Regions from separate parts of the Homo sapiens genome. Here region 1 is linked to region 2. Evidence: read pairs that join two places in POLR2A ChIA-PET (ENCODE). Cell type or tissue: B cell. All regions are shown on one strand.

Region 1 (2,500 bases), 440 kb after region 2:
GTTCCATTACCCCTCAAAAACTCCCTCATACTATCCCTTTGCATTCATACTTTCTCCATCTCTAGTCCCTGACATCCACTGATCTGTTCTCTATCATTGCAATTTTGTCTTTCCCAGAATGTCATACAAATGGAATCATATTGTATGTTTGATTTCACGCAGTATATGCCTTTGATATTTAACCATGTTGTTGCATGTATCAATAGTTCATTCCTTTTTATTGATAAATAGTATTTCACTGTGTGCTTATACAATAGTTTATCCATTTTCCTGTTGAAGGGCATTGGATTATTTCTAGCTTTGGGCCATTATGAATAAAGTTTCAATAAACACTCATGTACAGGTTTTTGTGTGAACACAAGTTCTTATTTCTCTTTTTTTTTTTTTTTCGAGTCTCGCTCTGTCGCCCAGGCTGGAATGCAGTGGCACAATCTTGGCTCACTTGCAAGCTCCGCCTCCCAGGTTCACGCCATTCTCCTGCCTCAACCTCCCGAGTAGCTGGGACTACAGGTGCCCACCACCACGCCCAGCTAATTTTGTTTTTGTATTTTTAGTAGAGATGGGGTTTCATCGTGTTAGCCAGGATGGTCTCGATCTCCTGACCTCGGGATCCGCCCACCTCGGCCTCCCAAAGTGCTGGGATTACAGGCGTGAGCCACTGCACCTGGCCAAATTCTCATTTCTCTAGGGTAAATAACTAGGAGTGAGATTTCTGGGTGATATGGTAACTGCATGTTGAAATTAATACAAAACTGCCAAATCATTTTCCAGAGTGGCTATACTATTTTGCATTTCCAACAACAACATATGAGAGTTTCCACTAGCTCCACATCCTCACCAGCACTTAACAGTATTACTGTTTTTTTGTTTTAGTCATTCTAATAGGTATGTGGTAGTCTCACACTGTGGTTTTAGTTTGCATTCCTCTAATGGCTAATGATGTTGAACATCTTTTCATATGCTTATTTTCCATCTGCATATACTTTTTGGTGAAGTGTCTATTCAAACCTTTTGCCTATTTTTTAGTTGGGTCATTTAGTTGGTCATTTTCTTACTGTTGAGTTTTGAGAGTTCTTTACATATTCTGGATATATAAAGTTCCTTTGTTGCTTATGTGACGTGCAAATATCTTCTCATGTCTGTACCTTATCTTTTAACTCTCCAAGCAAAGGATCTTTCACACAGCAAAAGTTTTTCATTTTAATGAAGTCTAATTTATCAGTTTTACCTTTTGTGGGTCATGCTTTTGGTGTCACAGCTCAGAAATCTTTGCCTAACCCCAGGTCATTAAGATTTTTTGTTACCTTCTGAAAGTGTTATATTTTTCATGGTCTGTTGTTAGGTGCATAAATGTATATAACTGTTCTATCTTCTTGCTATATTGAGCATTTTATTAATATATAATGTCCTTGTCTCTTGTAACCTTTTTTTTTTTTTTTTTTTTTTGAGACGGAGTCTTGCTCTGGCACCAGGCTGGAGTGCAGTGGCGCGGTCTCTGCTCACTGCAACCCCCACCTCCTGGGTTAAAGCGATTCTCCGGCCTCAGCCTCCTCAGTAGCTGGGATTACAGGCATGCGCCACCACACCCAGCTAATTGTTCTATTTTTAGTAGAGACGGGGTTTCACCATGTTGGCCAGGATGGTCTCGATCTCCTGACCTCGTGATCCACCCACCTCAGCCTCCCAAAGTGCTGGGATTACAGGCATGAGCCACCGTGCCTGGCCAGTTGTAACCTTTTTTGATTTAAAGTCTATTTTGTCTAATATTAGTATAGCCATTCCTGCTCTCTTTTGGTTACTATTTGCATGAAATATCTTTTTCTGTCCTTGTACTTTCAATCTGTTTGTGTCTTTAGATCTAAAGTCAGTCTTTTGTAGGCAACATATAGTTGGATCAGGTTTTTTGTTTATCCATTCTGCCAATCACTGTCTTTTGATTGGGGCACTTAATTAACATTTAAAGTAACTACTGATGAGAAGGGACTTAATTCTGTCATTCTGTTATTCGTTTTCTAGATGCCTTAGAGTTGTATTGTTCCTCATTTTTCTATACTACTATCTTATTTTGTGTTACTTGATTTTCCATAGTGAAACATTTAAATTCCTTTCTCATTTTCTTTGGTACATTTTCTTTCTATACTACAACTACAGTAGTCCTTCCTTTATCCACACAGGATATGTTTCAAGACCCCCAGTAGATGCTGGAAACCAGGGATAGTACTGAACCCTGCATGTACTATGACATTTTTTTTCCTTCAGAATTTCATGGATAAAAGTTTCATTCATACTATAGATCCTAGCAATATAAGCATATGATTCTTCTTCCTTGTTGAGAATTTTCACCTTTTCACTTGAAGCAGTTTACTGCTTTGTTCTCTCCAAATTGCCAGCATCACTACTCTTGCATTTTGGGGCCATTATTAAGTAAAATAAAGATTCCTTGAACACAGGTGCTGTGATACCACAGCAGTCAATTAGATAACCGAGATGGCTACCAAGT
Region 2 (2,500 bases):
AGCAAGCATATGATCCTTTCTCATCACCACTTCCATGAAACAAAGACATTTTAGAACTGTTGACGATAGCAATGTTTTCTCGACAAAGAGATTACTTGTAAAGTAGTAAAGAACATTAGAAAAAGGAGCTATAGTCATATGGTCACTGTTCTTTGTGGTGCTATATAGGTGGTGTGTATATTATAAGAACTTTTGTGTCTTCCAATAATGTTTTTTGGTTTTTGGTTTTTTGGTTTTTTTTTTTTTTTTTTTGAGATGGAGTCTCGCTCTGTTGCCAGTCTGGAGTGCAAGGGCACGATTTCGGCTCACGGCAACCTTCACCTCCCAGGTTCAAGCGATTTTCCTGCCTCAGCCTCCAGAGTAGCTGGGACTACAGGCACACACCACCACGCCCAGCTAATTTTTACTGTTAGTAGAGACGAGGTTTCACCATGTTAGCCAGGATGGTCTCGATCCCTTGACCTCGTGATCTACCCACCTCAGCCTCCCAAAGTGTTGGGATTACAGGCGTGAGCCACCGCGCCTGGCCCCAATAATGTTTTAAACGAGTAAAATGAAGTTTGTCACTTCTGCATGCTTACAAGCTTAAACATCAAAAGAATTGGCCAGGTGTGGTGGCTCACACCTGTAATCCCAGAACTTTAGGAGACGAAGTTGGGAGGATCACTTGAGTCTGGGAGTCCAAGACCAGCCTGGGCAACAAAGCAAAATCTGTCTCTACAAAAGATTTATTTTTTAATTTTTTTTTTTTAATTATTAAGAATCCAAAGAGTTTATACATTTAGGTGGGAAAGGTAACCCTTGGGAAGCCCTGGGCTAGCCTCTCGGCTTGCTCATGATTCAAGTAGCAAAAAGAAGTAGTGGACTCAGGACAGAATTTTGACGTGGGAGCCCCATTTCAAGCTCTGAGGTCTGAAATGCCAAGTTTAAGCCTCTTGGCCTCATTGTGACTCGATTTCCCTTTCTGTGAAATGAGAAGATAATCCCAGTATTAGGGTACTATCCGAGTACCTTCAGGCTTTTTAGGAAGAACTCTAGTGAGTAAGCTCTCTGGCTGTAGAGGGGACCGTGATGCACAGTAAAAAGAACCCCATCTTGTCACTGGAGGGATATAGGCAGCCGCCCAATGGGAGCTCCCATACTGTAGAGATGGCACTCTTGCTTTGGTGGGACTAGTACAGATGTATTTTTTATGTCCCATTTCTTATGTTGCCTATTTTTTGGAGACATATTTGTTTGTTAACTCTTTGAGTTTCATAAAGAAAACATTAATACAAATTTTATTGAGTGGTAGGTTAGCTCCAATATCCTCAAAATAGATTGAGCATTTTAGAATTCACCTTAATGTTACCTGGAATGCAAAAAGATTTGCCTAAAACGTTTAGCTCCTCATTTTGTTACTGGCTTCATTCTGATTTTGGAAACAACAGAAAGTAAAGTGGAACTGGGGTTTTGGGTCTATTAGATTCTCCAATTTAATCTCGCCCATCTATTCCTGATATTAATAAACTCTTTCTAATATCAGTTGGCCATGGTTGTCATTCTGGTAAATACCTCCCTGGAACCGGACTGAATAAAATTCATGAGACTTGCTGGTCACAGCTGGAGATTGGTTCAGTGGTTTGGGTTTTTTTTTCTACCAAAGTGAAAATAGAATTATTGTTATTATTGTTTTCTAGTTTTAAAATGACTAAAAGTACAAAGGAAAAATGGAAAAGTCAATTTAAATCCTACTGCTGAGAGAAATAACATTTTGGTGAGCAACTCTCCAGATCACTCTCAGAATGTGCATATTATACTTCCATGTGCCATTGTTAGAAAACAAGAGTGTACTTTCTCATTGTGGACAACTCTATGTCCATAAATAATGACACCATTAATTATAGTGACAGTATATAATATTCCATTAAACAGCTGTGCTATTATCCATTTATGCATTTCCCAATTATTATTCATTTAGGTTTTTTTATATTGCTTACTATCATTTAAAAATTGCAGTAAACATTCTTTTACATCCAGATTTCCAAATTTGTCTAATTATCTCCCAGGTTATATAGCCATATCTTGAGGATATTGTAGACATGGTTCCAGACCATTGCAATAAAGTAAATATTGCAATAAAGTGAAATACATTTTTTGGTTTCCCAGTGCATATAAAAGTTATGTTGGCCGGGCGCGGTGGCTCACGCCTGTAATCCCAGCACTTTGGGAGGCCGAGGTGGGCGGATCACAAGGTCAGGAGATCGAGACTATCCTGGCTAACAGGGTGAAACCCCGTCTCTACTAAATAAATACAAAAAAATTAGCCGGGTGCAGTGGCGGGCGCCTGTGGTCCCAGCTACTCCGGAGGCTGAGGCGGGAGAATGGCGTGAACCCAGGAGGCGGAGCTTGCAGTGAGCCGAGGTTGTGTCACTGCACCCCAACCTGGGCGACAGAGCGAGACTCCGTCTCAAAAAAAAAAAAAAAAAAAAAGTTATGTTTACACTCTACTCTATTAAAA

The links. ChIA-PET counts read pairs that join two places held together with the same protein. Peaks named below come from ENCODE experiments on the same cell type or tissue, not always from the same donor. Only the 100,000 strongest peaks of a DNase experiment are listed, where the experiment ranks them.
Region 1: POLR2A ChIA-PET joins it to region 2 with 6 read pairs; 15 of 35 experiments call an interaction of 5 or more read pairs at or near these places.

The regions. Positions count from the first base shown.
Region 1 is chr14:68,797,969-68,800,468 of GRCh38, forward strand. No RefSeq gene overlaps it. Among named protein-coding and RNA genes, the nearest start is that of ZFP36L1, 6.2 kb to the left of the region's middle. In B cell, no CTCF peak of the experiment used is centred here; no DNase peak of the experiment used is centred here; H3K27ac peaks cover 1,749 bases.
Region 2 is chr14:68,353,984-68,356,483 of GRCh38, forward strand. The region is part of intron 8 of RAD51B (RAD51 paralog B); the gene reads left to right. Among named protein-coding and RNA genes, the nearest start is that of RAD51B-AS1, 330 kb to the right of the region's middle. In B cell, no CTCF peak of the experiment used is centred here; no DNase peak of the experiment used is centred here.